Linked DNA regions of Mus musculus: region 2 is linked to region 1. A link is a loop called in an ENCODE intact Hi-C map of the cell type or tissue named here. Cell type or tissue: left cerebral cortex. All regions are shown on one strand. Each heading gives the region's core, and the rest is flanking DNA. Links, peaks and the distances in the headings are about the cores only.

Region 1 (5,324 bases), core at 615-4,614:
TCATGCGAGGCGTGGCACTGTAGGGTCAGGTTATCACCCACATTGATGTCAGCACTCGAAGGAGCTAGCGTGATCTTCGTTGCATCTACAAAGCAAAACAGCAACAACAAAACAAGGCTCTGTGAGGGAAAAAGCCCAGGAAGGAGAGAGGCTCTGGCCTGTACCCCTAGAAGAGATGCATATTCATGAGTGGTCAGATTCTGGAGGCTGGCCAGGGGTGGTCCCAAGAGAGACTGAGTTCTGACGTTGCCTTGAAAGCAGATGTATAGGAAGCCAAGAGCAGATGGTTGGCAGAACAGCATCCCAGCATCTGAACAGACCACAGTCCTTACCTCGCACAGACAGGATCCCGGTACTGTTGGCTTTGCCCATGAAGTTCTCAGCAAAGCAGGTATATTTGCCTTCATCCGATCGACTGATGTTTCTGATAATCAAGGTGCCGTCCAAAGTGACAGTCACTCTGCAGCAAGGACAGAAAAAGATCTAGTCAACTGAGGGACACACCGTGGCCATTGGAAGGGGACTGACCTCCAAGACGTCATCTCAGCGGTGGCACACAGAACCTACCTGGTACTGTTCCCCAGAATCTCAGTACCCTTGCTCCACAGTATTGTAGCTTTTGGAGCCGCACGGGGCTGGCACGGGATACTGATCTCTCCCCCTCGGGCTGCAGGGATCAGCCGCCTCACAGGGTTCTGCCTGAAGTCTGGGGCCAGAGCTGCAGGAGAGAGGGTGCTCAAACACTCACCCTCGAGATAGCCACCCGCCCACCTCAACTAAGATGTCACCTGGCTATGTGCTAAGCATCTGGCCTCTGGAGACCAACTTGTCAAGTGGCAGCAACATCTCTAGAACTCATCTACCCCTGTGTCATCACATCTGGCTCCACTCGTCCCTCTCACACGCTCCAACTGTCTGTCTTGCTTTCAACTTTTTCCCTTTTTCTTTTAAAGACTTCTTTTATTTTTACTTTACACACACACACACACACACACACACACACACACATATATATATATATGAATGTTTTGCCTGCTTGTATGTCTGGGTACCACTTGCATGCAGTGCCTAAGGCGGCCAGAAGAGGGCGTATGAGTCTCTGGAACTGGAATTAGAGGTAGTTGTGAGCCACCCTGTGGGTACTGGGGATGGAACCTGGGTCTGCTGTGTAAGAGCAGCCAGTCCTCTTAACTGATGAGTCATCTTTCCACCTCCACGCCCCATAGCTTTCCTTTTAACCCCCTGAATGCCAAGTCTTACCTGCCTTTGGATCATTGTGTCTGCATGCATATTACCTGAAACTTCCCCAGATATTTACAAGTCTGTCTCCCTCAGGTCACAGTCTAAACGTGACTTCCTCAGAGTCTTTCCTGACCACCCCATCTAACCTGCTCACCTGGGTACCACTGCTGTCCTTGGTATTTTTTTAACCATACTTTTAGGGTTCTCTGGAATAAATTCTAAGTTTGTTCCTCTCCCTTTTCTTGTACAGTACTTTAAGTATTTAAGTACTACTGTATTTGCTCCTCATGAGATGCTTTGTAAGTTATTGGTTGAATAATTGAATGAAAGGAAGAGTCTTGGGGCTGGAGAGATGGCTCAGTAAGTCAGAGCATGGACCTGAGTTTAATTTCCAGTGCCCAGTGGCTCACAACCATCTGTAACTCCAGTTTCAGGAGAATCTACACTTTCTTTTGACTTCTGTAACATGTGATACACATACAAATACAGGCATTCGTACAAATAAAATAAAAAATAAAACGAGTAAGTCTTTGTTGAGCCTTATTAAACTTAATAAAGGCTTCTAACGTTCATCTTGCAGCAGAGAAAACGTGCCTTGTAAGCTCAAGTGGCTGGTGTTCCTTGTCCCCGTCTGAATGTCAGGCCTGTCATAGTTCACCCTTTGAATTTCAATTCCCCTCAAAGCGCTGTTCAAGGACAGGATGAAGCATTTTTTAAAATCAGGAAACTGAGGCATAGAATCAGGTAACTTGCCACAGGCCACAGAGCTGAAGGAACTAGGTTAAATACAGATCAGATCTTTTCAATGCAGCAAGTAAAAACAAAAACAAACAAACAAAAAAAAAAAACCCAAAAACCATGTCTTTGGAAAACTCTCAGTCTCATGTCTTGAAACTGGTGCTACTCAGGGGCCATTGGAAAACAAGAAAGAACATACATGTGTATGTTAGCACACGAGCCTGCAAGTGTGCATTTGGAGAAGCCCAGCCAGACACAACCTTCAAGCACCAGGGCTGTCCCTGCCTCCTGGGTCCTTTACCTTGTACAGCCAGCTCAGCACTGGCATAGATGGTGCCATGCTTGTTTTCTGCCACACACTGGTACATGCCGGAGTCCTCCAGGTTCAGCTTAGAGAATCGCAGGTCCCCAGCCAAGACCTCCACCCGGTTCTGTGCAGAAGAGCCAAGGCAGGAAGATGAGGACCACTGGAGGCCAGGAAGGAGTCAGGGGCGGGTGGTGATGGTGATGGTGGTGGTGTGCTGCAGAGGCTGTAAGCTAACATCCCTCAGCATGAGGGTTCATGAATATAGGTCTACTTCAGGGCTGCCTGGTCCTTTAGGTCTCCTGGAGGCTAGATTAAGGTTACATTTCTGGTTGATGGAGGGATCCCAGATCTCTGTGATGCTACACAGGTGACCCACCTGTGGCCATGTATCTCTCTGTGAGAAGAAGCACCAGAACGTCCCAAGACCCCTTGGTTGGCCCAGCAGGGTAAGCGGGCCAGGCAGCAGAAGAGGGTGGTCGTGTGGGAGGAAGCCTTGGTTTCCTACCTGGGAGGCCAGAGGTTCCCCGTTTCTCAGCCAGCGCACCATGGGCCGAGGCTTGCCTGCCGCAGCACAGCCCCAACGTAAGTTGGAACCAATGTCGGCTTCTGTGTCTGAGATCACCTTTAGCCACTCAGGCTGAGCTGTGGGGAAGAAAGAGAGGAATAGGGAATTATAAGGCTGCAGTATTTGTAAGTGACAGCAGAGGGCGCTGTTGGTATTCTGGGCTGGAGAGAACAAAGAAATGAGGGCGAAGAAGCTGGCACTCTCTGGTTGTGCCAGGGACTGATTTAGCAACTAAATCTTTTGAAATACTTGTGTGCTTTCTGTATGCCCCCGCTGAGCTCTGAAACGGCCTCTCCAGCTATGTTTAGCAGTCCTGGCAAGGGTCAGAAGGCTCAAGCAGAAGGCCTCCCAGTCTCTTGGATTTTCATGCTGCTTCCTCAGGGAAGACGGAGGTATCTCCAGCTCAGTACCTTGCACAATGATGCGTCCCTGGACGGTGTCACGGCCCTTGGAGTTCTCTGCCTCACATTCATAGGTACCCTCATCTTCAAAGCTAACACTGGGGATCTGCAGGGTGGGCTCTGCTGTGCCCCACTGAGGGGACAAGGAACCATCCACTTTGCGCCACTTGATCCTGGGAACAGGGCTGGCAGGGGAGAAAGAGCCAGAGGGGATGAGCTGAGCTGAGCATGTTTCTCGAGTGTCCACAGAGCCTATGCTCACACTCGCAGGCCCTCCTGAAGCACTGGACAAGGTGAAGGGGACTCCTGTTTGGGAGGGGACAGACGGGAAGAGGGCACAAACGAGACTAGGAACAGGCTTTTATAGGTCCCTTTTATCATCACCCCGCCTTTCCAAGGCATGTTAGTTATTAGTAATTTGGACATTAAAATGGGCTAGGGAACCATTGGATCTGAGGAATCAACATGTTACCCTGCTCATTTATACATGTTTCCTGGATGCTCAAGAACATCCCACACAGCAGAAAGCAATGACCCTTGCTCTAGAGGATCCTTTTTCCGGGACAGCAAGAAAGAGAAGCAAGCCTTTCTGCTGTAATTTGTGAAATGGCTAATGTAACATTCATGCCACACCTGTCAAAGCACCAAGCACCACTCTCAGGGCCTGGTATCCATGGACCCAACTGATCTTTGTAAGAATCCTTTAGCCACTGTCAACCCTGACCATCCGTCAGTCCTAGAGCTGAGCCTCAGATGTGAGGTTGTTTGCCCGAGGTCTCCCAGCCAGCAAGTGTTGAAGCTGAGCTTTGAACCAGCAGGATGGGGTCGGCACACTGTTTTTTCTGCTGCTAGCCCTGGCTTGCTCCTTAAACTGCTTAGGATTTTACTGTTTACTGTTGGGAGGCCACATGACTCCCTCATGCCTATAAAGCCCCTCCATCTGTGTGTGTGTGAGTGTGTGTGAGTGTGTGTGAGTGTGTGTGTGAGTGTGTGTGTGAGTGAGTGTGTGTGAGTGAGTGTGTGTGTGTGTGTGAGTGTGTGTGTGAGTGAGTGAGTGTGTGTGAGTGAGTGAGTATGTGTGTGTGTGTGAGTGAGTGTGTGTGTTTGTGAGTGTGTGTGTGTGAGTGTGTGTGTGTGAGTGTGTGTGTGTGAGTGAGTGTGTATGTGTGTGTGTGTGAGTGAGTGTGTGTTTGTGAGTGTGTGTGTGTGAGTGTGTGTGTGTGTGTGTGTGTGTGTATGTGATGTCTCACTGGCAGAACTTGTTTTATAGGTAGTGGGTGGTGCCTGTTTTGTGTCCAGGACTCTGTTAGTCTATTGACTTTGTTCTCTTTAACTCTGTGATCCCTCCTGCTCTTGAGGGGCTTTGAAATGAAACCCTGCCTGGGCCCAGGACACTCTTGTCCTGATGGTACTTACTTCCCAAAGGCAAAGCACTCCAGGGTGACCTGCTGCCCAACCAGTGCGTACGTCTCTGGGGGGAACCGGGCTTTGATACTGGGAGCAAAGAGTCGAGGATCTGGGGGGGTGGAGGGGAGAGAGAGATTGACTGTGTGAACCACATGCAAAGGGCTCCAGGGAGGTGCTTTGTATTAGGGCCCATGCCTTCCAAAGTTCACAGATCACCACATAAATATTTGGAATCTCCAAATGTTCTCTTTTTCTGGGGGGCCTGGGGCAAGGATCTGAGACCCGGCAGCAGGACCTCATATATTCTGAGCTGCAATTCTTAAGCTTGGTAGAATACCATTTCTCCAAGGCCTATTGACCCTTTCAGCCTCCATTACCCTAGATCCTGACCTTCAGCAGCCAGGTTGAGCTGCGCGAATTTGCTGAAGACGCTCTTGGTGGAGAAGTCCAGGTGGCTGGTAGCCAGGCAAGAGTAGTTGCCCAGGTCCGAGGCATTGGTGCGGGCGATGTACAGGTTCCCTGTGGTCTGGGACACGAAGTGACGCCCATCCGTTGGGATGAAGTTGGGGAACTCGTTGAGGAGCCAGCGGTAGGACAAACCTAGAAAGGAAGGAGTCTGAGGAAACAAGGGTGTACTGGGATCACAGGCAATCTGGGCAAGACC
Region 2 (5,324 bases), core at 913-4,912, 69 kb after region 1:
ATGCTTGACCAATGAATGAGCTTTGAGTGGACTCACCCCAAGTACCTGTTGTCTCCACTGGGGAAGAGACTCACACATGAGCCAGGAAGACAGGGTGACCCTCCCTCTAGCATGGCAAGAATTGTTTGCTCTGTGGTCCCCAGGCCTTGGACAACTTCTGTGACTCACATCCTGGAAGAGGGCTGGTGGGAGGAAGCACTGGCCTAGCTGGCTGGCCTGGTTACTGGGTAGGAGGCTGAGGTAGGGAAGACTGGTAGTTTCTTAATACTGGCGGATCTGGCTGGCAAAACATGAAACCATAAGGGGGTATGCAACAGAAGCAGAATCAATGTAGGAAGCAGTGGGCGGAAATAAACGGGTGTTGGTAGGAAGCAAACCAAGTGAGCTAGGAAATACAGAGCAAGCTCGGATTCCTGCCTGGTTCTTGATTCTCTCACCTAAAGGTGTGTCTTAACAAAACTTGTTTCTTTATGCAGGCTCTCGTGTACCCTGGAATGCCCTCATCTCCTAACTTGTGGGAAAATCCAAGCTCAGAGGACTAGGAAAGGAACCCAGGCAGCCCTTGCCTAGTTTCTCTGGCTTGAGGGCAGCCCTTGGTAGAGCTTTGATGGCCCTCAAACCAACAGCATGAAGACTGGAGGAGAAACTTGTTAGCAGGTTGGCTTTTGTCACAGACCCACCTGGCCAGCTCCTGACCCCAAAGGAGGGGGTCTGTCTCCATACCAAATACTGAGGAGCTGAGTTCCTGGAGTCAAGACCATCAATCCCTGACACACATTGAGGCTCCAGGCTCTGGAGCCCTGGTCTCACTCAGAGACGTGCTTGCTTATTCTCACTGAATGGAACATACGCTAGCTGGTGGAATGGCGCTGGGTCCCCCCATGCAGCATGCAAAGGCCAGCATGCAGTGTGTTCACCCTTTCAGGGGGATTGTGGTGTCACCAGGGCCAGGAACCAGCTGTTCCCTCTATAGCACACCTTCTAAGAGCATCTCTATGATCAGAGATGTCAGGTCCAGCAAGGCTCAGGTGGCCACAACAGGTTTTCTCTCAGCTTCAGAGGGTTCTACATGTGAGACCACTTCTGAGCCAGCCTCTTTCGTAAGGACAAGCATTATATGAAAGGAGAGAGCATGCTCACATCCTCTAGTCAATGCTCTCTAAACACCTTCCTTTCAAGTTTGGCTTCTCCACTGAAAGGGTGACCTGGAGCATGCTTTCAGCCCTCGCCACTTCCTCTTGCTGGGCTCTGGCCAGCATGGGCTCCATTTGCACTGCCCCGAGCCATGCCCATTACCTCTGTTGATGGTACAATACCTGCAGTTGGAGTAGCTTCAGACACAGCACCCAAGATGGCCAGAGAGAGAGGGAGAGAGGATGAGAGAGGGAAGAGAAAACAGCATAGGTGAGACCACAGAGGAGAACAGAAAGGGTCTGGCGCCAGCCTGACTCCAGGGGTATGGCCAGGTGCTAGATGCAACCCTGAGGATGCTAAGTGGTGTTCAGGGCGTCATGCTCTACCCCACCGGAGCTAGGCGGGTTGTCGTTATTCCACCTGGGGCTTAGAGACCTAACACATTTCTATCCATAATCAAGGGCTTGCCATATAAGAGGTGTCTGCAAGGCACAATTCAGGCAGAGTGTTATATTCCAGCTTTTCCCCCCAGGATTTGTCCTACCCTGGCTGGGCTAAGTGATCCTCTACGATGCCAGGAATTGAGGATAAAAATGTAGGTGGTGCAGGAGCAGCCAATTCTAGGCAACAAGATCCCCTGCAAGATGCTTGATAGTAGGGCAAGGGACCGTCCCAGGCTCATATGTTCAAAGTATGATGGCGCTGAAGGCCCTGGGGCTCTGAAAGCATGTGATCTGGTTTTCTGCTGCCTCAGTTTTCCCCATTAGTTGTAGTTCATAAGATTAGGAACACAAATATGATTGAGAGCTCTAGAATAGATCTCTGAACAATTTCCACAAATCCAAAACCATCTCTGTTCTCTGGAGTTGCAGGAATTCCCCCATCATGGTCACTGGGGTTGGACAAAGTGGCTTTGTCTGCTGCCCTGAGGCGGGAAGAGAGGCTTTCTGGACATCTCTAGAAGTACAGAGAGAGTGTACCCTAGTCTGTCAGTCTCTGGTAGCAGCCCTAACCAACTTCCTGAATGTCCAGGGGTTGGAAGAGGACACCAGGATCGGGAGTTTGTTGTGTGACTACTCCTTATCTAGGAGACCAGAGAGGGACACAGGGGGCTGACAGTCCTTTCCCAACTGCTGCTGCAGCTGTACAAGAATACTGTGCTGAAGCAGCAGGGCCTGGCCGTCCCCTTAGGAAGCACAGCGCTCTCCTGGGACACAGATGAGAATGCTCAGAAGAGCACATCTGGATCAGGAGGAGACCACAGGACCTCATGGGAGACAGGCACTAGTCACGATCATATGACAGTCCCAGGAATACTTATTCACATCGCCCTTTTGGTCTCCCCTTACATATTGAATCTCCCCAAACTTCCTGCCCTTGGCAACACCTTCATTCAGGCAGAAAGACAAAGAACCATTATTGAGGACGTCTCTAGACATTGTGAACTTCTTACTATCTTTATCTCCCTTGCTACTGGTGCAGTGCCTGGCTTGGTACATGAGGGTGGGTCCTCAAAAAAATTACTGTTGCATAGACTATTGTCTCTCTGGAGAGGTAGAGAGTGCTCACCATTTATAAGGCGCTGCCAGTATTGAGGCTTTTAGGGTCCAATTTTTTGGGAGGTTACACTGAAACCAGCAATGCATGCAAATGAGCCGAGAGCGCCCTCTACTGTACACTCAGGTCAGGCACAGCTCTGGCTTGGGATCTTAGAGGTTAGAACTGGCCTTGACTGAGTTCACTTGCTGTTTGTGAAGCTGGCTTGGCAAGAGTTGTTCCCAGCTCCCACCTCTCTGCAACCAGACACCTCATCTTATTCATGTTGTAAAGGGAGAACATATTATTTCCTGCTCTGCTTTTGATCCAGGCAAGCACTTTGCCCTATCTCCTTGGCTCTCTATGCCCTTGGCAAAAGACAGGATGTTCCCAGAGTCCTCAGGGAGGACTCTCAGTAGATGAGCAGTTTGACTCTTTGGAGTTCATCAGGATGGTTATTTCTCATGTCCCCCTGATTGCCTGTCGTCTCACATGTCCTTCCTTATTCCCCTGCAAGGACAGATAGTTGATAAGTAGCTGAGTAAGTCAGGGCAAAGTGGAGGACCAGTCCGCCTGTACATCTAAGAGTGATGATCTTTCCCGATACACTACTGATATCTCTCAGTACCCAAGTCAGGCTGTCTCCTGCAGTGGGCCTGAGGTTCTGTGGCCTCACTTCCTTTCTAGCCGGGAAGGCCAAACCCAGCTTCTGGTGTGTTTCTCTAGGTGTCTAGATTAGTTAGGGCCTTTTACTCCAAGGACTGCCACCGTGGACCTACCTTCATTTGGAGGTGCTGGGGACTCCTCTGTGGCTGCTTCTCCAGAGCCCACCTGTGTCCTGGCACTGAGGGAGAAGCGGTAACGCGACACTGGGTCTGCTCTCTGCACAGAGAACTTGGTCTGATTGGGAGAGAAGTTTTCCACCATCTGCTTTCCCAGTTTGGTTCCATTAACTGGGGAGAGAGACAAGTGGGAGGTTTGATAGGACAGCTTTCGGAGTTTCTGGAAGAGGAATGTGGCCCCTGCCCAGCAATACTCAAGACCTGATTTAAAGGCGGGCATCGGGACCTCCCACTATAAGTACTGAGGAACTTCCAGTGTTCCTCAGGGTTCACATTTGTCACTGAGCCCAGCGTCTCTAGCCTCCTGAAAGTCTCGTGGCCAATTCTAAAAGCTCAGCTTGCACTTCCCAAGCCCCCGGTCAAGGTCAAATCTTTGGAATTCTTCTCTTCTGTCCAAATAGAACCGGGGAAATCCCCCAGGGCCTTGATTGCTACTGCCTCTTTTGTAAAAGACCACACTTTCTTCAATACAGGAGGGTAAAGGTCAGATCCAGAGATCAATTCAGAACAGCATGGAAGACACACTGCTAAAGTGTCAGTAACAGGTCCCTGGCCCTTTGGGCTTCCCAGAGAGGGGCAGCACTGTCTACACTGGACGTCTTAACATTGTTGAAGTGTGATGGCATCCCTGTTCCTATGGAGACTCCTGAGCATCCTCAGATGCCTGCGCACACACCATTTGCCCATCACATAGAAGGGCTAATGGGAGAGGAACTCTTCTGCATAGCCTTGTAGGTGCTGAAGACTACCAGCTTCCAGAGGGCTGGGATTACTGCCTCCTACAGGCGGGGCTGTATAAGAAGAGCAGGGACTGGGTTCTGCTTGCTCCCTTAGTTATGGAGAGCTCTCCCTTAGCGTTCACATTTCCTACGGAATGCCCTCTGCGCCCATAGGCTTCTGATCTCCACTCCTCAAGAAACTAGTGAGAAATGGTCTGTGATTGTATCGGATTCAGAGAAAGCAGGGAAGCAGAACATACAGGGCACGTATCTGAGGATGTATCCAATCAGGATTCCGTTGGGGTGCTCTGGGTGGTCCCACTCCAGGTTGATGGTCTCCAGGTTGGGCTGTCGGACTCTGAACCGCCTGGGGGCACTGGGTACTTGGGGAAGGAGGAAGGAGCCAGGAGGTGAGGGCAGGGAGGATGAGGAGAACACAGAAAACAAAGTACAGGCATGAAGGCATGACCTTAGGTATCGCTGTGCAGGACTACTGTCGAACCTGGACCTAGCTCCTTAAGGGCAGAGCCTGCTGCCTGCCTGGCAACCACTTTCACCTGGTATAAAGCCAAGTGGGCTCTGCTACTGCTGCTGAATTGGAGGAAGAAGTCAAGTGAGTTTCCTTTTAGCAGCTACCCTGGAGTTGACACAAATAGGTGGCTTCAATCCTGCAAATATACCTCCAAACCAGAGAGCCACTCCCAGGCAGGGAACCAATCATAGCTGTCTTGTGGCAAGGGTGCAGTTCCCAGTCCCCAGCCAAGGGCTCTCACCACTGGCTGCAGCAGCAGGCCCCAGCTTCTGAGCTGGGAATACAAGCTCTGTCGGGGAGGAGATAGAGACTCAGGACAGAGCACCTGGAAAGGGGTGGGGAAGTGATGAGGAGAGACTAATGATAGGAACCAAACTGAGGAAGGAGGGAGAGACAGGGATAAAGAAGACAAGAGGAGAGCAAGGGATAAGCGAGAGGAGGAAAAGAAGAAAAATAGGAAACAGTTAAGGAAGGAGGGAGGAGAAACAGAGAAGCCATAGCTCATGCCGAGTGGATAAAAGAGCTGAAGGGGAACCAAGGTGATAATAGAACTTTCTAGAT

What was found. Hi-C counts contacts between places; a loop is a spot of excess contacts. Peaks named below come from ENCODE experiments on the same cell type or tissue, not always from the same donor. Only the 100,000 strongest peaks of a DNase experiment are listed, where the experiment ranks them.
Region 2: it touches region 1 in a loop (7-fold over the local background); 40 of 42 quality-filtered maps call a loop at or near these places.

What each region holds. Positions count from the first base shown.
Region 1 is chr1:132,523,026-132,528,349 of GRCm38, forward strand. It overlaps Cntn2 (contactin 2), which reads right to left. Exons shown (of 23, transcript NM_177129.5): 6 at 5,051-5,260; 7 at 4,670-4,769; 8 at 3,263-3,438; 9 at 2,793-2,929; 10 at 2,282-2,411; 11 at 568-718; 12 at 333-460; 13 at 1-85. Among named protein-coding and RNA genes, the nearest start is that of Cntn2, 17 kb to the right of the region's middle. In left cerebral cortex, for the core only: CTCF peaks have their summits at 1,097 (motif pointing right) and 2,985 (motif pointing right); DNase peaks (open chromatin) are centred at 1,087 and 3,014; H3K27ac peaks cover 554 bases.
Region 2 is chr1:132,592,035-132,597,358 of GRCm38, forward strand. Nfasc (neurofascin) reads right to left here. Exons shown (of 30, transcript NM_182716.4): 22 at 4,492-4,614; 23 at 3,450-3,623; 24 at 1,317-1,331. Among named protein-coding and RNA genes, the nearest start is that of Gm51646, 47 kb to the left of the region's middle. In left cerebral cortex, for the core only: CTCF peaks have their summits at 2,808 (motif pointing left) and 4,298 (motif pointing left); a DNase peak (open chromatin) is centred at 2,805.